3 separate regions of the Mus musculus genome follow, and regions 1 and 3 are each linked to region 2. A link is a loop called in an ENCODE intact Hi-C map of the cell type or tissue named here. Cell type or tissue: gastrocnemius. All regions are shown on one strand. Region 1 overlaps Igsf9b (immunoglobulin superfamily, member 9B). Region 2 has its middle 21 kb from the start of Jam3. Region 3 has its middle 11 kb from the start of Igsf9b.

Evidence for each region. A loop is a pair of places that touch in the nucleus more often than their neighbours do. Peaks named below come from ENCODE experiments on the same cell type or tissue, not always from the same donor. Only the 100,000 strongest peaks of a DNase experiment are listed, where the experiment ranks them.
Region 1: it touches region 2 in a loop (3-fold over the local background); 9 of 42 quality-filtered maps call a loop at or near these places.
Region 3: a loop joins it to region 2, with 2.7 times the contacts of the local background. A loop is called at or near these places in 8 of 42 quality-filtered maps.

Annotation. Positions count from the first base shown.
Region 1 is chr9:27,322,066-27,330,065 of GRCm38, forward strand. It overlaps Igsf9b (immunoglobulin superfamily, member 9B), which reads left to right. Exons shown (of 20, transcript NM_001326702.1): 8 at 108-250; 9 at 552-692; 10 at 779-895; 11 at 1,144-1,294; 12 at 2,112-2,235; 13 at 4,781-4,956; 14 at 6,415-6,641; 15 at 7,474-7,558. Among named protein-coding and RNA genes, the nearest start is that of Igsf9b, 27 kb to the left of the region's middle. In gastrocnemius, a CTCF peak has its summit at 4,078; DNase peaks (open chromatin) are centred at 402, 1,500, 2,057, 4,069 and 2 more places.
Region 2 is chr9:27,172,339-27,180,338 of GRCm38, forward strand. No RefSeq gene overlaps it. Among named protein-coding and RNA genes, the nearest start is that of Jam3, 21 kb to the left of the region's middle. In gastrocnemius, a CTCF peak has its summit at 4,030 (motif pointing left); DNase peaks (open chromatin) are centred at 2,007 and 4,012; H3K27ac peaks cover 339 bases.
Region 3 is chr9:27,284,279-27,292,278 of GRCm38, forward strand. No RefSeq gene overlaps it. Among named protein-coding and RNA genes, the nearest start is that of Igsf9b, 11 kb to the right of the region's middle. In gastrocnemius, a CTCF peak has its summit at 3,371 (motif pointing left); DNase peaks (open chromatin) are centred at 3,349, 4,330 and 5,837.

The DNA.
Region 1 (8,000 bases), 150 kb after region 2:
AGGTGGAAAGGTTCCTATGCAAAGGAATGGGGTTCGTGCACCAGCTTACCTTCTGCCTTCATTGCTCACCGGGCTTCTCATGTTTCCCCACACTGTCCCTTTCACAGACCCAGCCCGTGTCCTCAACATGCCCCCTGTAATTTATGTGCCCGTGGGAATCCATGGCTATATCCGCTGTCCTGTGGATGCAGAGCCACCTGCTACTGTGGTGAAGTGGAATAAGGATGGCCGGCCCCTGCAGGTAGAGAAGGTATGAGTGAGGTGCAAGATGGGATTCCGAAGGAAGAGCATCCTTCTGACAATAAAGATGCTGCCTCTGGGCTCTGGTTCTCTGCCAGCCCCACTCCTCCTAAAAAGCCTAGGCAAACAAAGAGCAACGATCTGGCAGGAGTTTGGCTGTGCTCCATGCCCACTGGGGATGCCAGCACCCGCCGAGCTGCTGTCCTGTCCTGTGCTTCGTCTAGCCCAGCTCAAACCCTGCCTGGAAGTGGCTGGGATGCAGTGCCTGTGTCCTGACCACAGCTTGCTGCTCTTTTATCTATGTCTGGCAGAACTTGGGTTGGACCTTGATGGAGGATGGCTCTATTCGCATTGAGGAGGCCACAGAGGAGGCTCTTGGCACTTACACCTGTGTGCCTTACAACACCTTGGGGACTATGGGCCAGTCTGCCCCTGCACGGCTTGTCCTGAAGGTGAGTCCCCAGGACTGTGCGTGGCCCCTGTGGTGGGCAGTGTTCCTGTGGCCAACCTTTTATACCTGTCTCTGTGCTTCCATTAGGACCCCCCGTACTTCACGGTGCTACCAGGCTGGGAATACAGGCAGGAGGCTGGCCGGGAGCTGCTCATTCCCTGTGCAGCTGCAGGGGACCCCTTCCCTGTCATCACCTGGAGGAAGGTACCTGGGCTTTGAAGCTCTTACACTGTGGGGGAGGCAGGAAGAGCCATTGGTGGTTCTACTTGGACCAGTGTGGACAGGCCAGATGTTAGGAGGGGAGGTAACATTAGTGGATAGCAGCGGGCGTTGGCAATGGGCTCAGATGTTGCCCCAACATCTTCATCCTCCTTAGGCTCCTGAGTGTGAGTGCTTGTTCCTTAAACTGAATCCCTGTTCCCATCCTCTTCCCTGCTCCTTGTTTGGCTAAGGTAGGGAAGCCCAGCAGAAGCAAGCACAACGCACTGCCCAGCGGGAGTCTCCAGTTTCGTGCCCTGAGTAAGGAGGACCACGGGGAGTGGGAATGTGTTGCCACCAATGTGGTCACAAGCATCACTGCCAGCACCCACCTCACTGTCATCGGTATGTGCTTGAGTGGGCTGACTGCGGTGATTTTTCTCAGTCTGCACGTGTCTTTCCTCAGTCGTGCCAGGGATGACAACTTGAACCCCTTGACCTCAGGAGGCTCTGGCAGGGAGGGTCAGGGTCCATGCGTGTCCTGTCCTGGGGAAGTCAGACATGTGCGAACTGGAAGGAGGAGAATGAGTGACAATCAGACTGTGTGGCACTTTAGCCAGGCATGGAGCTACCTGGGCTTCAGGCCAGTGTCCACAGCCTGGGGTGTGAGGAAGTGACTAGTACTCCTTGTTCATATTACTGAGGAATTGTCAGCCTACCTTCTTGTAGTCTGTCCCTTTGGGGCTTGTCAGCCACAGATGTATACAAGGCCAACACTGCCAGTTTAGGCTGTGAATAAAATGGTCTGCACCTTGTCACTCACAGTCTATGAGGGGAGCTCCTAGCTATTTTGCCCAGTCATATCCTTGATACCTAGTAGGGGCTGGCCTCATACCTAAGCCATGGCTGTCTCAGGACCTCAAGGGAATGTTTGTTTAGCTCAGCGATGCGTGGGAGTCAGGATGTGGAGGGTTCTGGTTTTTCCTCTGGCCCGTGTTCCGTTCCTGCTGGCGACACTAGCCTAAGCAGTGGATGGAATTTTTTCTCTGACCGCATCAGGACCAGGTTGGGCCTGGGACTCTGCCCTCTCTGCTGCCACCTCCTGTGATACATCTCGGTACCCCATGCCTTGTCCTCTCCTGGATCTTCTGCAAGGAGATGACGGGGACCTAGCCAACAGGCTCGGCTCCGTTTGGCCTGAGCTGTCTTCCTTGTTCTCCAGGCACCAGTCCCCATGCCCCAGGCAGTGTCCGGGTCCATGTCTCCATGACAACTGCCAACGTGTCCTGGGAGCCGGGCTATGATGGAGGCTACGAGCAGACATTCTCAGTTTGGTACGGACCTCTGTGAGTCAGCCCCGCATGCTTTGCTCTCTGCTTCTCCCTCTCTTGCCCCACGCAGGTCATCCCATCTGCCCCATCCTTTGCTATCCTAGGGTGGGTGGTGGGCCCAAGGAGCCTAGGATCTGTACTTGTCAGTTTTCCAGATGGCAAAGTGGGCCAGAGAGTGATTGAGTTCTTAAGGATGTCAGGAATGCCTGTAAGGGAGTCAGGGCATACTGTGTTAACGCCCTGGAGGTTAGCATGCTGATTTGTACTGAAATTGTCCCCCTTCCTCTCGTCCTTTGGCTTCTCTCAGTGTCTCACCACATTCTTTTTCTAGGTTCCTAACCTTCAGAGTGTAGTGACTAGCACCTCAAGTGCAGGGTCCAGCATTTAATTCTGTTCCTTGCTCAGAGGTCCTAGGGACCAGGTGCTCCCGCTCCGGCCTTTGCCTCCCCCACCTGGATTTCCTCTCTAGGATCTTGTGCATGCAGTTTTCATGTCTGCTTTTGACCAGATCAGTAACTTCAGATACTCAGGGTAGGTAGATCTCACAAATGTAAGGGACAGGATGAGGACCCAAGGCGTAGAGTGGTAGGAAGAGAAGCTGAGGGCACACTCCCTGCCTTCTCACCACCGGAGGCTTTTCATTCCTGATGTGTCTTCCTGTCTGGAGCTGGAAACTGCAGCCTCCAGATCCACAGACAGCATCCCCAAGTGAGGAAGATGCACATTTATTTCCTTCTTCTTCAGCCTGCTTCTCTCTGAGTCTGAGGAGGAGGAGCAAGCAGACTGTAGACCTCAGAGAGCCTTCAGCAGCATGGGTTCGAGGGGCCTTCCATTGCCCTGGCTGTTCTCAGACTGAATGCAACTCCTGGGTGTTGAGTTCTCTATGGGCAAAGTGTACCTAGATAGTGGGAGATACAGTCAGAACAACCTCCCAAGCCTTGTCTGTGTTCCTCTGGATGGGGGAAGGGTCCCATGCCCACTGCCTGGGGGACGTTGTAAGATGCATGCATGGGTCAGGAAGTGACCTCTGCTATTGCCCTACACTGCCTGACACTCATCTGCATCGCTTATCTCACACTCTGCTCACTTGCATTGGGAGGGAAGGGCAGTTGTCATGCTAGAAGAGGCCTTCCCTTCTTTCTGAATAGCTCTAGTTCATTGTGCTTATACAGACATTTGTTTCTTGCTGCTTCTGCTTCTGCTTCTGCTTCTGCTTCTGCTTCTGCTTCTGCTTCTGCTTCTGCTTCTGCTTCTGCTTCTGCTTCTGCTTCTGCTTCTGCTTCTGCTGCTTCTTCTTCTTCTTCTTCTTCTTCTTCTTCTTCTTCTTCTTCTTCTTCTTCTTCCTCTTCCTCTTCCTCTTCCTCTTCTCCTCTTCCTCCTCCTCTTCCTTCTCTTCCTCCTCCTCTTCTTCTACTTCTCCTCTTGCTCCTCCTCCTCTTCCTCTTCTTCCTTCTCTTCTTCCTCCTCTTCCTCCTCCTCCTCTTCTCCTTCTTGTATTTCTCCTCCTTCTTCTACTTCTCCTCTTCCTTTTCCTCCTCCTCTTCCTTCTCTTCTTCCTCCTCTTCTTCTTCTACTTCTCTTTCTACTTCTTCCTTCTCTTCCTCCTCTTCTTCCTCATCTTCTCCTTTTCCTTCTTCTACTTCTCCTCTTCCTCCTCTTTCTCTTCTTCTCCTACTTCTCTTCCTCTTCCTCCTCTTCTTCACTTTCTTTTGCCTCAGCTCACATATTGGTCATATTGGGTAGTGGCAGTGCATCTTAAAACCTAGAGAGGAGCCTGTGGGTATCAGTTGAGTACAGCTCAGGGACAAATAGTGCGGTCCAGTTGCCCAGGACAATGTCTCCTCCCTGTGGTATCATCTGGAACTGCACCTGTAGCAGGTGGTTTACTCCTATTGAAGTTGAAGAAGTGGGTGGCTTTAGACTGGAAAACCTCACCGCTAGATTCTTTACCTTCCATCATTATAACTTTCCCTTTGGTTGCAACTTCTAGCCTTCAAGGCATTAGGAGCCCTGTTCCTGCCATGGGGAAAAATCTGGTCAATTTTTAAAAATGCTTTGGATATCCTCAGATGACCTAAACTGGACTGATTGAGTGGAACATCCTGTGATACTCTCGGCCCTACTTCTGCCTCTCCCTGGTAGGGCAGACAGCCCATGTCATCTGGGTTCCTTCTCTAGTCACGACACTGCCCAGCTTCCATCCTCATGTTCAGTGTCCCTATTCTAGCAAGACAGAGTCCATTTATACAGTAGTACTTGGAGTGGGATTCTCTCACAATGCAAATGGTAACTGACCAGTGTCTACAGCATGATTTACACCTGAGGACCCTTTTCACTGGGGAGGTACCACAATGGGGTGTGCCCTAGTGCCATGAAGGTTGGCATAGCCAGAGCCGGGCAAGTAACCCCACCTTGGCTCTCCCTCTTCCTGCCCCTGAACCTGGGGATGCTTGTACTTTCCCTGCCTTTCCCTTGAAGACCTTGCATGCATACTGTCCTCTCCAGTGTGACCCACCCCACCCCTTCTCCCCCATCCTCTCTCTCTCTCTCTTTTGGCCAGGATGAAGCGGGCTCAGTTTGGGCCCCACGACTGGCTGTCCTTGTCAGTGCCACCGGGCCCCAGCTGGTTGCTGGTAGACAGCCTGGAGCCTGAGACCGCATACCAGTTCAGTGTCCTGGCCCAGAACAGGCTGGGAACCAGCGCCTTCAGTGAGGTGGTCACTGTGAACACTTTAGGTGAGGCTCTGGGCTGCTGTGTATTGGGGGCTATTTCTTAGCAGATCTTACCTAGAGAGAGCTGAATGTAGTGATGGAGCTAACATTAGGGCTTAGTGGGTGCCAGCACCTTACCAAGTGGTCTTTGTTGTAGTCCCTATTATTTCCCAGTAAGGATTTGCCATGTACTCCTGTAGTGTTTGCCTGCTCCCACGTGATGGCATTTTAGCTGTATTCCTTTTGCATCCTTGGATGGAACAGACAGGCTCAGAGATATGTATGAATGTTTGGCAGTTTTACAAGGGGACATGGAATTTTCTGCACTATCTACCTGTAGTTGCATGTCTTCTGGGGTCCAAGAACAGCCTTGGCAAGCAGACACTTCTCAGGTGAACTGGAAGTTGTGACTTCAGCCCCCTTTCTGCCCTGTGGACAGCAGATGTAAAATGCCCACCCCAAACTTTAACATTCCTCTGATTAGGATCTCACCTATTCAAATAGTTGCACCTGGGTTAGGATTTACTTTGTAGACCAAAGCTGGTCTTGAACTTGGCAAAGATCTGCCTGTCTCTGCCTCCCAAGTGTTGGGTTTAAAGGTGTATACCACCAAGTCTGGGCTCAGCCTCATTTTGAGCTCAAGGGCCCCAAATGGAATCAAAAGTATGACTCATGTGTTGTGAGAAGATCTCACCAGTTCTTGGGATGAGAGCAAAAGATACAGTCATGTGCCTCTCAACAGTGGGGAAACCATCAGAGGAAACCACACCTGAGAAGTGTGTCATTAGGCAATGAGGTCATTGTGTAGATGGTGTGGCGTTATGAGAAAATGATGCAACCAAGAAGTACCGTGAGCTTTAGATCAATGGAGCCGATGCTGCTGGAGCAGGGTGGGGGCTGTTTTCATGAGAAACCTTTTCTTTTGCTGGAGTATGCTCTAGCCATAAAGAAATATAGTGGAGCAGATACACAACCTGTACCGTGGTTGGGTGTTACCATCGCCATATAGTCTGCACTGTACACAGCTGCATTTTATGTGACTGGCAGAGCTGCAGATATGGTCATACCAGTGTTACCTTAGATGTTCGAGGGACATGCTGTTCTATGTTACAGTGCATCCTCTTTTAAGGCCGATAGGATGTTTTCAGCTCCATAACTTCATGGGGCATCAGGGATGTTGCTGACAGGGATGCTATTGGGGCACATGGCCTGTATCCTTCACTAGATTCTTCTCACTCCTCATGGTAGCTGCCTCTTCCTCCCCTTTGAGGAGGTGCTTAGCCATTGTGCAATCGTCTCATTCTGAAAAGAGTCACAGAGCTCTGGGTCACTGGCCCTGACTTCTCTTTCCTAGGACAATGAGGGCTGCTGGAGGGACGCCCTCTCACCACTCTGAAAAACAATTCTTTCCTTGTTAGGTTCTGCTTTCCACATTGGGTCGGAGTCTGTGACCATCATCTTCTGTCTCCCTTTTCCTCCTAGCATTCCCTGTTACAACTCCAGAACCCCTGGTGCTGGTGACCCCACCAAGGTGCCTCACAGCCAACCGGACCCAGCAGGGTGTGCTCCTGTCCTGGCTCCCACCTGCCAACCACAGCTTCCCCATCGACCGCTATATCATGGAGTTCCGAGTTGGGGAGCGCTGGGAGATGCTGGATGACGCCATTCCAGGCACTGACGGAGATTTTTTTGCCAAGGATCTGTCACAGGTGGGAACTTTAATTAATTATTTATTTTTGCCTCTTATTCCCTGTTTCTGGAATTTGTCATGACAATTTGAAAAGGCACTGATATTGAGAGACTGACTTCATGGGCATAGAGTCAAGCCTCTATGCCTAGCTTATCTGCAAAGTTTAGATTCTCCCTAGTCAGCTACTAAAGGCTGGAATTGGTTTCTAGACCAGAGCTAGCTTAATGGCATGGGGTGGGGGGGTGGGGCAGTAGTTTTCCTCAAATACAAATACTAGCTAGGGTAAGGCAAGGAGAAGCCACATGGATCATCAGACTCAAGACCCCAGTTTCTTGGGTTCCAGTCAGGGTAGACTAAAGAGGCTCTAGAAAGGTTGTCTTCTAGGATGGCCAGAAGGACTCTTGTTTTAATAATTCAGAGTCCTGGGAGAAAACACATCCCCTCCTTATTTTCTGGTGGACATCTTTCTGGTGGACATCTTTTAAGCAGGAGCACCTCTTTTTCTTGAGAGAGAAAATAGCTTGCTTCATAGCTAGAAGAGATCTGATGTATCCTTCCATCTCCCCTTTCCCAGATGCTTTTTATGGCCAGCTGGAATTGCTTCATGATGCAATTTGGGGGCTCACTGTGCATCTTTCTCTGCAGCCTTTCTCAGTGGCTTCATGTGCATACCTTGTAGCCCATAGCTTGAATACCGGTGGGAATACGTCCACTCTAACATCACCCAATGTGAGCAGTCACCAGTAAACACTTCCTAGGACCAGTACTCCGGGTACCCTGTGGGCATCGTATATAGGGTCAGTGGTGGTCCTCAGCCCCTCAGCTGACTGGGTATTGTCCCTGGCTTGTAGGATACCTGGTATGAATTCCGGGTTTTGGCTGTCATGCAGGATCTGATCAGCGAGCCCAGCAACATCGCCGGTGTCTCCAGCACAGGTACTTTGGGTTCCAAGATCGTCAAACAGCAACCAGAAAGCAAGCATTAGAGCCACACGAGAGTCCCTTTGTGAACCAGCTAATCTGGGAGGACAAGCTGGGCTGAAAGCTTAAGCAGGAGTCTGGTTGAAACCTTGTGTGTCTGCCCTACCATTTCTGAAGACCATCTCAGGTCTATGTTTCTGTGAGGCGTCATGTTTGATCCCACCGTGGAGCGTCTGATGTGCCTGTGAGATAGCCGACGTGGGAAATCTGTTGGATCTTGTGAGAGTGTGCTGGGTGCGGTACATGTTGTGTTTGCGCTCTAGCTGTGCTGTGGAATGGGGTGGGTGCCGTGAATTAGAGGGGAGATGTAGCAGGGTCAACAAGTGTTTGCTGGGTGCCTCTTATAGGCTTCCTTGTAATTATGTGGGTTTTATTTGGAAAATTGTTGTTTGGTGTT
Region 2 (8,000 bases):
TTGTATTCCAAAGTTCTTTTGGAGCTATCTCCTTATGCTTTGTATTCTGTATGCTTGTGCGTGTTTAGCATACAATTATCTTTCTGTTGAACTGTGAATTCCTAAGGGAAGGAGCAAAACCACATGTAGATTGAGGGCCTCTCAGAACAGTGTTTCATGTCTATTGAGAGATGCTCTGGGGCTGGAGAGATGAGAGCACTGACTGCTCTTCCAGAGGGGCCTGAGTTCAATTCCCAGCAACAACATGGTGGCTCACAACCATCTGTAGTGGGATTCGAGGCCAACCTGTTGTGTCTAAAGACAGCTACAGTACTCCTATAAATAAAATAAACAATAAATAAAATCTTAAAAATAAAAGCTTTAGAGAGAGGGAGAGAGAGAGAGAGAGCGTGCCGCTGTCTGTGTTAGTAGACTCTTTGCCATGATAATACCTGAGGGCATTACCTTATACAAAGAAAAGGTTTATGTTGGCTCACAGTTGTGGAAATTTGGGTTCAAGATCCCGTGGCTTCATTGCTTTGGGGGCTTGGAGGGGGCAGAACATAATGAGAGGGAAACGTAGCAGAGTAGACTGCTCACATTATGGCCAGGAAGAGAGAGAGGAGGGCTGTGGTTGCTCGGTCCCCTTGGTGGGGTATCCCCAATGACTTGACCCCCCCCAAAGGTTTCATTACTTCCCAATAGTGCTGTGCCGGGGACCAGACCTTTAAGCACATGGGCATTTGGGGAACAGCCAAACCATAGTGGTGGCAGTGGGTCCCTCTGTCCCAGTGGCCTGCACCCGTAGCTCTTAAAGCCATTTGTCCACAATGCTCAGGAAACCTAGAGTGCCTATCAGCTCACTTCCTTCCAGTCGGGTGGAAACTCTTGGGAGGCCATGTTCAATCCCAAACTGTCCCAAGGATGGGCTGAGACAGGGGCTGTGGATCTTATCATTGTTGACTTTGTTCCTCCCCCCAAACCATTTCCTACACCCCCTCACATGGGAGCACTTTGTCTCTAACAGCAAGGTGAAGATCAGCAAGTGTTGGTCCCTGCCCCATTCCCTTGTGTCCCCTCCTAATTCATGGCCTAAGGTGATCACCATTCTTAAATACTAGGCCAGGAGCAGACACTCAAAGTCTACTCTCAGGCACTTAGACGCTTTAGCTTTTCTTGGACTTGCTTTTCTAGTTTATTGTTGTTTGTTTTTTGTTTCTTGAGACAGGGTTTCTCTGTGTAGCCTCGGCTGTTCTGGAACTCACTCTGTATGAGAGGCAGGCCTTGAACTCACAGAGATCTACCTTCCTCTGCCTCACAAGTGCTGGGATTAAAGGCATGCGCCACCACTACCTGGCCTTTTGTCTCTGTCTGTCTCTGTCTCTTCTGTCTCTCTCTCTCTCTCTCTCTCTCTCTCTCTCTCTCTCTCTCTCTCTCTCTCTCTCTCTCTCTCTCTCTCTCTCCCCCTTTCCCCTCTATGAGGCAGGGTTTCTCTGTGTAGCCCCATTGTCCTGATCTCACTCTGCAGACCTCCCTCTCTCCCATATGTATTTACTGCAATTAGTGCTGTGTGCTACACTGCCCAGCACATTTTCCCCACTTTAAAACAAACAAAAAAACAAAAAACAAACAAACAACGGGAAAGGCATCTATTTCTCCAGAACTCCTAGGTTTTCTGTGACTATTTAAATGAAACAACTGACACAAACATATTTTGCAAGGAAGGGCCCACACTTGCGGAGGATTAGGAGTCCTTTAAGGATTAGAGAAAGCTCTCCAGCCACGTCCCCCCTCCTGGGAGAACCCCTCCTGCAGCAGCTGTGGGTGACCCGAGCCTGCCCTAGCAATGCCAGGCTCTGAGAAGCCTCTGGGCTGGCTGCATGGGAGGCTGTCTGATTCCTCTGCACTGTCTGGGAAGTATTAATAACTGAGGCAGGGAGGATTAGCCATATGCCATTTAATTCCTGTTAATCAGGATTGAGGGGGACTTGTGCTTGTAATAACAGATGAGCTGGCCGGCTTCCCCACAGGCCTGGCCTGGCTCACAGGCATTCTGCTGAGCCTGGTGCACAACGCTGCCACTGGCTCAGCCCCCAAGACTGCCTGCTTCGCTGTTTGCACTCACTGTTTGCCCTGCCACCCTGCTCTCCCCCTGCTCAGGTGGCATTTCCTCTCCTGCCCTTATTCCATCCTACATGCCCCTCACTCAGGTGCCTCCGATTCAGGTTTTTTTTTTTTTTTTTTTTTTTTAACCTTCCTCTGGCATCAACCTCTTGATTAACCCTGTGTCCACCTGTCTTGTGCTTTCCCCCTGTCTCCTTGTTTATTGATTGCTTGGTTTTTGTTTTATTGGTTTTTTTTTTCTTTGAAGATTTATTTATTTTATGTATATGAGTACATTCTTGCTGTCTTCAGACACACCAGAAGAGGGCATCAGATTTCATTTCAGATGGTTGTGAGCCACCATGTGTGGCTGCTAGGAATTGAACTCAGGATCTCTAGAAGAGCAGTCAGTGCTCTTGACTGCTGAGCCATCTCTCCAGCCCTGGTTGGTTGGTTTTTGAGACAGGGTTTTGCAATGTGGTCTAGCCTGATCTAGAATTCATTATGTAGCCTAAAATGGCTTAGAACTCCCAGCAATCCCTGTGCCCCAGTCCCTGTGCTAAGATTACAGGTATAGTTCCATGACTGCCTCACGTCCTCAAACACGTGGGCTCCTCCAACATATTTTTCTGTCTTTAATGAGCAAAAACAGTGCCCCCCCCCAGTTGCTCCATGACGCAGCCCCTTCCCAAACCCTACTGAGGCCAGCTTCTCAAGGTATCTTCCTCACACTCCTGGCTTCACATAAGATTCCAAATCAAAGCCTTCCTCTCAGAAATGCTTTTGACTCCCTAGCTAAGAGAAGACACAGCTCAACCCTTTAGAATTTCGTTCTCCATTTCTGTACTCTTTCCCTTCCGTGCTGAGCTCGCAAAAGAGGAAAACAAGTGTCTGAGTAGGTGCTGTGCCCGAAAGCTGCAGGCGTGGGATTTTTACCTCAGCATTTGCAGTGTCTAGCCTAGCATGTGTGTGTGTGTGTGTGTGTGTACAAGTTGTGTACAGGCATCTGCTTTCTGTCCGAGACAAATGTTCACAGGATTCTGTGGGATCTGTTTGTGAGGAGACCGTAGAGGGTCCAAGTGACTGTTTGTGGAATGCAGGCTGCAGACAGGAGAGGATGGGCGTGTATGCACCTGTGCATAGGCATGCAATTCGACTCGCAATTTTGACTCGCAATTCGGAGAAAGCCGCTGAGGAATGTCTAGAAAAGGACATGTGCAGGACATTCGAATTGAAGCAAGAGGACTCTTATGTGCATGGTACTTGTGTGGGATGGATTTCGGGTGGACACCAGAAGGGACACTCTTGTGCTTCCTAGAAGCCTGCAAACCCTCTGTCAGGAAAGCCCCTTAAATAGCCAGTTGGGACCAGTTATGGTGAGTTAGATCTGTAATCTCAGCAACTGGGAGACCGAGGCAGGAGTGTTGTAAATTTGAGACCAGCCTGGGACACACAGTGAGTTCCAGACTGTGCATGCTTGCTTTTGCGTGTGTGTCTGCACGGCGTGTGTGTACGTGTAAACAGCTAATATTCAGAGTGTAGCTTCTCTCAGGAACAGGCCTGGTCTCCAAGAAACTCATTAAATGACAAAATAAAACACCTTTGACCATGCTTTATCTGTTTCTCCAATCTTAAGGTCACAGGGCCAGCAATCCTGTGGCCAGCAGAACCTTTCAGCTTTTGGCATATGGGGGTTACTCCCTCTTCCTGCTGAGGGACCAGGGACACTCTGGGCCACATACCCCAAGAAACCAGGAAGAGGGAGAAGCTCCCATATGCCAAAAAAGAAATAAAGGGCGAGGGGAGGGAAAACAAACAGAAAAGCCTGCTTCTGCAAGCCTTTCCCTGTGTTCCAAAACCCAAGCTAGGAGCTCAGACTGTAGCCTTCCTAGCTTCCTGTTAGCTGGCCTGCTGGTGGGAATGGAAATCACCCTTCTGCTCTGGCCTCCAGTTATTCCAGCCCCATTGCTCCACCTTGTGGTCCATTCTAACTACTACAATTCATTTTTCTCGTCCAGTCCCCTTATCAACCAGCCCCCTTTAACACCAAATGTTCTCTAAAAATGCTCTGTCATTTTGACATTCTATATAAAGTGTCCTAGCATTATAAGAGCTTGAAGATGTAAACAGAGATTCCACATGGATATGAGCCCAGAGCTGAGCCATTGTGAGAAACAACAATGGTGAAAGCTGGGGTTTAATATGTTTCTGAGAAGTAGAAGAAGAAGAAGAAGAAGAAGAAGGAGGAGGAGGAGGAGGAGGAGGAGGAGGAGGAGGAGGAGGAGGAGGAGGAGGAGGAGGAGGAGGAGGAGGAGAAGGAGAAGAAGAAGAAGAAGAAGAAGAAGAAGAAGAAGAAGAAGAAAGCCATATTCCAGACACTTCAGAATGAACCAAGGAAGACCAAGGAGAAAGTCTAAGGTAGATTTTTAGGGTGAGTTTTCTACCCTCTAAGAGGATTTGAGCAGAAGAGAGTGGAGCAGTCCTGATTGTGTTGGAATCCACTTGCTTTGCATCTAGGGACCCTGTAGGGATGTGGCAGCACCCAAAGGGCTCTACCAGCAGAGAGGGGAATGTGAGCATCCCCAGAGAAGGAACCTATGTTGCTTGCCCAAAGAGGTCTGAAGGTGAAATAAAAAGATCTGCTTTAACTCTCTTAATCCTATGACTTTGAGACATCATGCTTTTGTTTAAGAGTCGCCCCGAGCTGTGTGGGATAGAGACTGAAGCAGCCTGGACTACGGAGCAAGAACCCCCAACATAAGTAATCTGTCGACCTGGACCACCACTCCATTCATGTGGGATATTACTTTTCTCTTGTGTGTTAGTCAACGGTGCCTGTGGCACAAGAGTTCTAACTTTGTTAGTATCATTCTTTTGGCTAGGATGCCTTCCCTGTCAGAGCTGTGAATCTAAATCTTCCTGGTCTTCAAGGTGAATTCAAACCCCACTTCCTCCACAAAGCCCTTTCTGGTTTTCCTGCTTTGGAATGTCCTTACATCTTTTCTTTAAAATCGTCCCAGGGACTGCAGTCCTGCTTCTCATGGGAGTGTTATGGGGGCCTTATAGTATAAGAGGCTCCGCTTCAGGTGTAAGTCCGTGGGGACTATGTCGGGGCATCAAATGTTAGTCTGCCGTGGCGATTGCTGAGATGAGTAGCCCATTTACTGATTGAAAGCAATGCCTCTCCTTTTCATAGTTCAACTGTCTTAGTTAGGGTTTTATTGCTGAGAACAGACACCATGACCAAGGCAACTCTTATAAGGATATTTAATTAGGGCTGACTTACAGATTCAGAGGTACAGTCCATTGTCATCAAAGCAAGAGCATGGCAGCATCCAGACAGGCCTGGTGCAGGAGGAGCTGAGAGTTCTACATCTTCATCTGAAGGCTGCTAGCAGAATACTGGCTTCCAGGAAGCTAGGATAAGGGTCTTAAAGCCCACACCCACTGTGACACACCTACTCCAACGGGGCCACACCTTCTAGTAGTGTCACTCCCTGAGCCAAGCATATACAAACCTAAACATGATTTCTCTCAGTGAAATTTTGTGAATGCCTTCTACTGCTCCAAGTTGGGATCATGCACTGTTAGGGCCTCTAAGACATGTGTCTTCCCACTACAGTACCAACCATCTTGCTGAAGCTGACTCTTGAATAGCTTCCCTCCAAGATGACGGCTCCATGAGGAAACAGACTGTGTCTTAGGACTCTAACTTGGACTGAAGATAGGTTTGATAACTATTCATGAATAAGTAGATGTGAAAATGAATAGATGGGTAGATGTGGAGATAGGAAAGGAGAGAATAGCTAAAGGCAGGAGCCTTTCCAGCTCTGTGGTGGTTTGAATATGCTTGGCCCATGGCAAGTGGCACTATTAGGAGATGTGGCCTTGTTGTAATAGGTGTGGCATTGGAATATGTACATCACTGTAGGGTGGGCTTTGAGGTCTTATGCTAAAGCTCCACCTAGTGTAGAAGAGATCCTCTTCTTGGCTGCCTGCAGAAGACAGTATCCTTGTGGATGCCTTCAGGTCAAATTGTAAAACTCGAGGCTCATTCCTGCACTATGTCTGCCTGCATGCTGCCATGCTTCCCACCAAGATGATAATGGACTGAACCTCTGAACTGTAAGCCAGCCACAATTAAATGTTTTTCTTTGTAAGAGTTGCCTTGGTCATGGTGTCTCTTCAAAGCAATGGAAACCCTAACCAACACAAGCTCTAAAAATAGTTGTGTGGTTACAGAGCTGTTTCTTTTTATCTTGTTTGTTGGAACCAGGGTCTCACTCTTGCCACATCTGACTCATTTGGAACTCACTGTGGAGCTTAAGATGATGTTAAAGTCTTAGAGATTCTCCTGCCTCAGCCACCCAAGTGTTAGGAGGATCACCCCTTCTATTTTATGCATTTTGGAAACTATCTGGAAAACAATGTCGGCAGGGTCAAGTGGTGATTTTCCTTTGACTGACGTCACGGATGTGCCTTGCTTCTGTGGGAGGTTTGCTCCTTGCCTGTTCTCTGGGCTAAGCCTGGCCCAGAATTTGGCAAGATCTCTGGGGCGTTTGTTTTTGTCACCCAGCCCTGGTAGGAGGGTGGGTGGGTGGGAGGGGAACTGTTTTGGGAAAGTGTGTTGGGGAGTGTTTATGTGCGTGATGAGTCAGGGCCCCTGGGAGCTGGGAGCCTTCCTCCCTACTTGCCTCTCTGTGGGGGTAGTTCTCACCAGTTGACGGGCAGAGGGTGGAGGATCACCAACTGTCTTGGAAAGTTTGGGAAGTTTTCTTAGTCACAACTTATACCAAGTCAGCTGGAGCTTTATGTAACTGGGACTTCACTTGCAGAGGAACAGAGGTGTGATGGCGTCAGTATGGCTCCCAGACATTGTATAACAGCACTTACCTTTTCAGCCCCTTCTAACAGCCAGTGTTTGAAGTCTTGCCTTGTCCTTAGAAGATAGTATTTGGGGACGTGTGGGGCTAAAGACAACAGCTGTTTTATTGTGACTAGAAAACAGCTTACATTATCTTAGTGAACCCTACTGGAGTAACCCCAAATCAACATCGAATGGGGGGAGTAAAGGCCAAGCCAGTTCCTCTGGAGCAGTAGGTTTGCATAGAGCCAAGCTGCCTATTCTCTTCTCCCTGCTATAGCCCCTGCAGTGCTGTTGGCAAATGCAGGGTATCTCTGTCCTCTTGTCTTCTAACTCTCTGGCCAGAGATGCATCATTGGGTTTTCTGTCTCTGATACTGAGCTAATTTTCCTATCATAGTCTGAGTCTTCACTAAAGCTCCACATAGGGCCTCCTACACGTGTACCTGTGGGTGGAAATGGACAGAGATGCTCTTACAGGGGAAGAAGCATGGGAAGGGAGATGTGTCCGACTTATCCAAATGGATGCTGATGACTTATTGAGGCTGAGGAGGCCTACTTTTAGATGGCAAGAAGAAACAACGAAGGCTAGAAATCAGTGGAGAGTCCCAGGACCTCCTGTAGAACCACTTCAAGGTAGACAAGCACCTTAGAGGAGCCTGAGTTTGTTTTCATGTGTCACAAACTGGAACAAAAAGGTTCCTTGTTGTGCTTCAAGTCTAAGCAATTAAGACCATATTTGGGGTGGGACGGGGAAGATAAAACAGAGTATTGATTTTTTTTTTTTAAGGGGGATGGCACTGATATGGATGTGCTCAGCTCTTTTTTTCCTTCTGGAACAAGAAGGAATGGATGCATTTGAGAATCTAAGCTGGAAAATGCAGTGAGATTTCTTGGCAGGGAGCTTGGCCACCCAAGCCCAGTAGCCTAGAAAGAAGAAAGTCCTCCTGGACAGAGCTGGAGTTAGGATGTGTGTCCATGAATAGATACCAAACAGGAGCAGGAGCCTAACGGTGGCTAGGACAGAGGACGAGATCCAGGATTCTGAATCTTCC
Region 3 (8,000 bases), 110 kb after region 2:
AAGATTCTTAGCAGCCATGGGTTCAAGTCCAGCTCTAAACTCTAAACTGTAACAGGCACCCTCATGCCAGTGATTCTCAAATAAGTTGCAGAGCTTGTGTTTCCTAGGGTCTTCATTTATCTGGAAGAATGATGATGAAACAGGAAGTAATCTGGGTGGCTTTAAAAGGATGAGTCCTGCTAGCTAGTATTATGGCAGTTCTGCATCAAGCTGCTATAAATCTGAGTCACAGGGAGGTGTGCAGAGAGCAGAGTTTGAGTTCCAAATATCCCTGACCAAGTTCTAACTCAAATGTCCTGGGGTTTCTCTTCAGAGACTGGGGTACTTTCCTATGTTCTGGCTATCTTCATGTAGGTGGTTCATAAACCATGTTTGGAGACACAGCATCAAGGAGTGGAAGGGGAGATGATCATGAAGCAGGAGTGCAAGCTGCAGGCAAAGGTTGCTAAGAAGGAAGGGTACATGGTGATGTATTCTGTATGTATCCTATATGTGGGGGGAAGAAAAGGATTCTCAGAAGAAAAAGCCTGTCTAAGCTATGAATGAAGAGGGAAGGACAGCATGACAATTCTGAAGCCTAGGCTGGTCTGAAGGTTAATGGAAAGTTCTCCTGCCCATTATTTCTGGCCTCCTTTGGTTTTCTGGAGGCTCCTTAAGACTCCATTCCTTTGAGTCTTGTGTCTTCCTTAAGATGTAGGGGGTCCTGACTATTGGAGAGCAGTGTGAGAGGAGCTGTAACAGGAGCAAGCGCCACGTCGTATGGTTGGTGCCTTCACTGCTCTGCTAATGCTGACAGATTCACAGGCATCACCACTAAATGCCTGAGATGGCTTTGCCAGCTTGAGAAGTGCAAGAAAAGAACTCTGTGCTAATGGATTCATCATCAGGGAGGGGAGGGAAGAGGAGGGGCAGCCTGGGGAAGGGGAAGGTTGCCAGGGATTTTGAAGAGTAAAGCCTGTGAGGGGATATAAGAAGTGGGGGGGGGGCAGTGTAGCATCCACCCTCCTTGTCCTGTGTCCCAGCCACCTTATGATGAGAGGTGTGTCATCTAAGGAGATGGAGTTTGCCCTTGTGTACAGCATATGTGGTTGTCTTCTGAGAATTAGGCAACCTCCTTCAGGAACCTGTAGGTCACACTGGAATGAATGAGCTTTGGAACCAAGAACAGAGTCCAGAGCTTCCATTTCTTTCATGAAATTAGCAAAATTATTCCTGGGCTCCATGCCCTGATCTTCGGAGCATTAGAGACACCTCCTCCAGTTCTTTGAAGCCTCTTGACTATCCTTCTGAGAGCTGTCCTGGGACATTGTGTTCTAAGTAATAGTGTTGGAAAGTATGGTGACTGGGCATGCATAGGTAAAAGGAGACCATTGAGGTAATGATTATAATTAGGAGGGGGATTTTAAGGTGACTTGAAAATTCTCTTTTTAATAAAAAAAAAGTTTGCCCTCTTGGCAGGTAATGGGTTAACTAAAGAGGCAGGAGCTGCACAGGATTCATGAGCCCCCTTTGTCCTATCCTCTACCTACTTCTCTCTTCTTGGTGTGATGTGCCTGTCACAGATGGTCCTCATCTTCATCTGGTTTCCTGCATTCTGTGTGGTTCTCACTATTTATGCAGTTACTCATCCATGAGCCAGGCTGGGATGCATAACAACCTATCTTCACATTTGTAGAATGCTTTGCAGTCTTCAAAGAACTTCTATACCCATGATGTCATTCAGTGCACATGGCATGCCATCAAGGAGTTAAAGCAGTGTCATCTTTAAGAACACGGATTCTGTCAGTGGCTGTGTGGGCTCATCTCTGACCACGTGTCTGATTACGGACAGGTGCTTTCATGCAAAGTAGGGAGAATAATAGGTCATTTCTCTTAGTACCATAGGGATTCAAAGACTCATTTTTTTTGTGTGTGAAGTATTTATGAATAGCCTACCATGTGGAAACCTCAACTCCAGCAAGTGCTATTACTGTGACTAATTGGGTCTTTAAAGGGGAAACTGAGGCTCAGATGAGGAAGGTGATTTTCCTGGATCACAGAGGTTAGCAACGTTCGTGTGAGAAGCCAGGTCTCATGGCTTACATCCCTGAAATGTAAAATGCTGTGTCACCAAATTATCCAGTGTGCTTTGCACAGACTGTTTCCCTTGTGGTCCGGGAGTGGATGGTGATAGAAATCTGAGGTGTTGCCACCCCTATGGAGAGCTCAGGCATGACTCTGGTACTTGTGACTCACAACAGCCGTGGGAGGTATATGCTTTTGTGGCTTGTTTAGAAGCCTCCCTAATCAAAGGGGCTGGATTGGTTCTGACTGTACACACCCTGGATCTGCAGTAAGGGATTCAGACTCTACTTATGAGGAAATGCCAGGGGCTCTCCTGTCTCTGATGTAGAGGTCCTGGCCACTGTGCTGAGGAACCTGGAAGTACTAGGAGACAGGACACATAGAAGACTGTCCCTTTCTGCCCTTTCCCTCTTTCCTCAGACCAGGAGTCTTTCTGTTTGTACATCTTTCTCATGTCTCATTACGATGCTGCACAAAACAGGAGGGTCTCTTCTCTCTCAATTTCTCCAGGGTGTGAGGGCATGGGAATTTACAGATACAGCACCAAATGTGTGAGAGTACACACCTGTGTGTGCACATGGAGAGCAGTGCATGCCTCTACAGCAATTCTATGTATTCCTATGGTTCTCTCTGAGGCCGTATATATGTGTGAAAGTGTGTGGGCGAGCAGGTCTGTATGTGGCAGTGCGGCACCTGTCTGTGTGGGTGTTGTGATCGTGTGTGTGTGTGTGTGTGTGTGTGTGTGTGTGTGTTCCTGGAGTGTGTGGGCTGGGGTTTATGTTGGTAGAGGCTAACAATTGTGGTCTGTGCTGTGCTGATGGTGTGACCATGAGAGTGTTAGCTTGCTTGGTTTCATCTTATGTAGCATCACCTGCTGAAGTGTGTCCATGCCCCACCCCCATCCTTAAGCTTTCACACACCTACGTTGCCCACACCCACTGACACATACATGACTGTCTAGCATCATAGCACAGCACTCAAAAGTGTTCATGAAGAGTTAACATGTGTGCACATGTGTCCAGTTCCAACTGCTCACACAGAAGTGGCTCTCCTGATCCCTTTTTCTGGGCTGGTTTGGTTTTGGGTTTGTTTGTTAGTTTGCGTCCTCTCTCTTCCTCCTGGGAGTGGTCATCCTTGTCTTGAATGCCTGGCAAATTCATTTTCGGAGCTTGGCCCTGGCACAGTAAAGAGGGTTTTTCCCCTCTGGGCATGACCAAGTTTCCTTCTAGAAATGTAATTTGTCCTCATTAATCCCACTCCTGGTTCTAAGAGGCTCCTAATGGCGCCACCTACTGGTGGCTGTTCCCTAGACTCTGTAGCTAGGGAACATGGGTACCCTCTACACTATAATTAAGATGAAGTACAGGTAGGCCATCCTAGATGTTGTGTACTATGCGACCATGAAAAAGCTGTATCCTTGGGAAAAGGCACGAATGGCAAGAGTGTTCTAGGGACACCCATGCTGGGAATTCTGCTGCGGCTGACCACAGACAACCCACATGCTGTGGTTCAGTGTGTGTTAAGCTTATGCTTCCAGAAGGAGTGTCACACCTGCCCACAGAGCAGAGTGGGTGGGCTTTGTAGTTATGCACATGCGGTGATTGGAGGGATTCTGGGTACCAATCTATGTGCAGAATGTCCTGCACCAATACATGGTGCACCAATGCATTTGCTCTGTCACACTTACCTATGTATGTCCTCTGCACTAGTGTTTGTGTGGCTGTTGCTTTGTATGTTGATGTGGAGACATGGGTTTGGGTTGTATTAATATCATATAATAAGAGCTTGGCATTTCTGTTTATGCCAAACCTTTCATGCTAGAACACAAGCCCCTAGAGTGCCACCATTTTCTCCTGCAGTCTAGACTTCTTGTTTCCCTGCCTTTATCATTGATTCCTCTTCTCTCCCTCTTCCCTTCGTGCTCTTTTAAAAATGTCCATCTCTTATGTAGTGGGGGTTTCAACTATGTACAGAGGTTTCCTAACTGCTGTCATCTCTGGGTCCAAGGACAGTTGAACTAGGCCCTGATGTCTTGCCTGTCTGTCAGTAACGGATTGTCTGCTTGGACGATGGATGAGATGCCCCACCACAAAACCCACCATGGGTTTTGTAGAACTCGTTCTACAAAAAGCCTCCAGAAGTGACAGCAGCCTCGGGCAGAGAGAGGCCCCTTCTCCCCACGGTAACGGTGCAACCCGCTTCCCTAGTGTTGGAATGTCTCAGAGTCTGCTTGATGCCCCTCGATTAACCTTGGGAAGTTGCCAGGCAAGCAGTGCTCGTGGCAGCCTGCCCCTCTGTCCTTTTAACTTCACATTCCTCCTTCTATGAGCTCATTGTGCTAGGTTTCCCATGAAACTCTCTTTTCAGAGCCTCAAATGGCCTCCCCTCAATCTCCTACTAGGCAGCTGTGCCCACACAAGTCTACAGGCTTTCCCTTTTATAACTTGATTTCCTAGAAAGGGATAGAGTTTCTCTGTCTGTCTCTGTCTTCATCTCTCTCTCTCTCTCTCTCTCTCTCTCTCTCTCTCTCTCTCTCAATCTCTCTCTCTCTCCTCCCTCCCTCCCTCCCTCCCTCCCTTCCACCCACCCTCCCTCCCTCCCTCCCTCCCTCCCTCTGTATATACAGGCATCTACCTTCTGATCCCTCAGGAATCAGGGCTCTGGATAAAATTCTTTCCTTTTTCCAAATATACTGCACCACTATTTATTTTTCCCTTCACCCCAGTCCCAGGAATATGCCTCATACACACCAGTGTGTCTATAGCTAGGCTTTCATGGGTCCAGCAAACTGTCTCCTATGCGATGAGTCTGCACTCTCCTGTTGTCCCTTATTCCTAATTACCCAGAATAGATATTGCCTGTAGGCAAGCTTTGGGATTTAGCACTATCCTCTGACTTTCAACAGGAGCTGCAACAGTTACATTCCATGGAGCACTGGAGCCCACGCTATGTCCCCTTTCCAAAGAATCTGATAGACCTTGGGAACATAGCAGTCCTTGAACTCTGAAATTGGACTGGCTTTCTGTTAATGGCTGAATTTGCACTGTGTTTCTGAGAAGCCCTATTGCTATTAACTGCAAGTTGTGTGAGGAGAGGGACCACGTGGAGGCATGGTACACCACAGGTGCTCCGTGTTTTCTTGGTGTGCAAGCTGCTGACTGGGCATTGCAAGTTCCAATTTGATGGTGACTGAATGATTGGTCACTGACAGAATTCTCAGCGTGACTTTGGGAGGCTAAAAGTCTTATTTAAGGATATATACTTGATGGGTGAGGCAGGGATGAGACTCAGGGTAGACAAATCTGAGGCCAGCAATCTCTCCCTAGACCTCATTTGCCTTGTGTCCAAGCACCATGGAAACTTGTTGCTGTGGTATGTTTTGTCCTGGATGTTTGCCAAGATTAAATCGGGCTCTGTCTCTAGGTTTCACTGACTCTGCAGCCCAGTAAGGGAAGGACAGAGCGGGAGAGAAGGAAGGGACTGAAAAGAGGGGAAGCACAACAGGAGAGAGAGAGAGAGAGAGAGAGAGAGAGAGAGAGAGAGAGAGAGAGAGAGAGAGAGAGAAGGAGCAGGCAGGAGGACACTGAGGGAAGGGTTGGCAAAAAGGCACGGGGTGGGGGGAGCAGGGGGAAGAGGGGCTGCTGCTTCCCTCTGCCCTCTGACTCCTGTCTGGTGCCCAGCCCCTCCCTTCCTGTCTCCAGCACCTGGTAGAGCTCTGCTCATGCCAAGGCTCTGGGGAGGGGAGGCAATGATATAAAGATGCATTGCATCTACTGGCACTCCCACACAAGGCCCTTTTGTGTGGAGTTGAGAGCTAAGCGTGGAGGGGTCCGGGAATGAGAGGTCTGGGGTCGAATGGGTGCCAAAAATAGACCCCTGCAAACTCTCCAGCTGTGGCTTCAGGGCCTTTTCTCCCCCTCCCCCCAACCCCCAGCTCATCCATCTGTGGGTCCACAGCAGAATCACAGACTCCTCCTCACACCATTGCAGGGGCCTCTTTGACTCCCAGCCTCTGTGCCTTTGGTTTCATTGGAACCAAAAGTGACGCTGTCTTCTGTGTCCCTGCAGAGGACCAGATCTTATTTGTCATCTCTATTAACCTCTACTTGTCCATATTCTTCTCATTTGCCTATTCTTTGATCTCACCCTCCCCAGCTGGCCAGGTTCATCATTGCCTCAACACATGCTCTATTCTTTACATGGAGGCTTCTTTGTGTTATAACTGGCTAGACAGGTCAATGTGTTATTATCTCTACAGATTCACTTGCCATGAACACTTACTGACTGTCCACTCTGAGGTGGACAGTAAGGATGCTCACCATATAAGCTCTTGCCCTCTGCAGGCCATAGACCCCACAGCTCACTCCCTGGTAGACTTTTCTTCCTCTTTCTCTCTTTACTGAAGACTGAGCTCAGACCTCAGCCACCTGTACTGCCATGTTCTTGGAGCTCTATGGCTGTTTGAACTTGAGCACTGTTGTGTGGATGTGGCTTGTTTTTGAAAGGATCATGTGTTGAAGCCTGGCTACTACTGGGCAGTGTTGAGAGCTGGCGGAACCTTTAAGGTAACACACACGTGAGAGGAGCCAGATTACTGCATGAGCTGACCTTGGAAAGGACAAAGGTAATTCTTGTAGGACCCTGGGCTCTCATGGTAGGGAATTGTGACAGGGATCCCAAACTTTGACTTGCTCCCTGGCCTCATGTCTTGCAATGTGACCTTTCACTTCTACTATGACACTATCTAGATCTTCACCAAAAAAAGGCACTGGGATTTTAGATTTATATCTCTAAATCGGAGCTAAACAAACCTCATTTTTAAACAAATGTATTATTATTATGTTTATTTATGTGGATGTGTGTGTGCAAGCCATGTGTATGCCTGTGCCAGAAGACAATTTGAAGAGTGTCAGATTCTCTGGAGCTGGAGTTACAGGTGTCTGTGAGCCATCTGACATAGGTGCTCCAGTTTGGTCTCTAGAAGAGCAATAAGAGCTGTTAACTACAGAACCATGTCTCTGGCCCCCAAACCTCTCATAGCAGGTGAGCTTGAACCGGGGGGGGGGGGGGGTAAAAGTGCTTGCCAACAAGCTGATGACCCGAGTTCAAGTGCCAGACTCCATGGTGGTGGGAGAGAATTGATTCTTGAAGATTGTCCACTATTCTTTACACATATGTGGTGGCCTGTGTGCTCATACTCACACACACCGCACTATGCGCTCTACCCAATAATGATAATGAATAATATAAAGCAAAACCATTACCCACATTTGAATATTCTGTTATAGGAACCAAAATGGACCAGTCCACTATCTTTCTTGTGGTGTTGCGTTGAGAGATACACGTAAGAATTGTTCACATGGTCAGACTCTAGTGTCTGAATGCCAAATGGTTTGCCATTGCTGTGTCCTCCTTATTGTCTAGCACAGTGCTGATTGGAGATTAGTGTTCAGGGTCTACTTGGCCACTGGGAAGATATTTCTGCTCATGCGTCCTTAGCCCAAGTCCTTGTTCTCTCTATTGCTGGCACTAACCATGACCTGATGACTTTGTTTGCTTTTCTAATCCTGGGCATCTAGAAACTTTTTGTTGGTTTCATGGTACCAAATGCATGCAAGTCCATGACCCAATGCACTACTGGGGAAACTTGTTTGTTATGTTTGAATCCCTCTTCTTGTAATCCTTTAGGGGGAAAACTCCAGATCCTGTTTGCTTCCTGTATAGTATCACAGGAGAATGGGATTGGGTTACTGGGGATGCTATGGAGGAGGAACTGCCTGTAACGATGCTCATGTCCTCTCCTTCTACTGTCCCTCCTATGGTTGGAAGAATGATGACTTAAATGAAAGGGGGTAATCCAAACCCACAACATGTTATAGCCACAGCGTGAGCATTCCAGTAGACGCCATATTTTTAGCTGTCTTTTAGACTTCTAC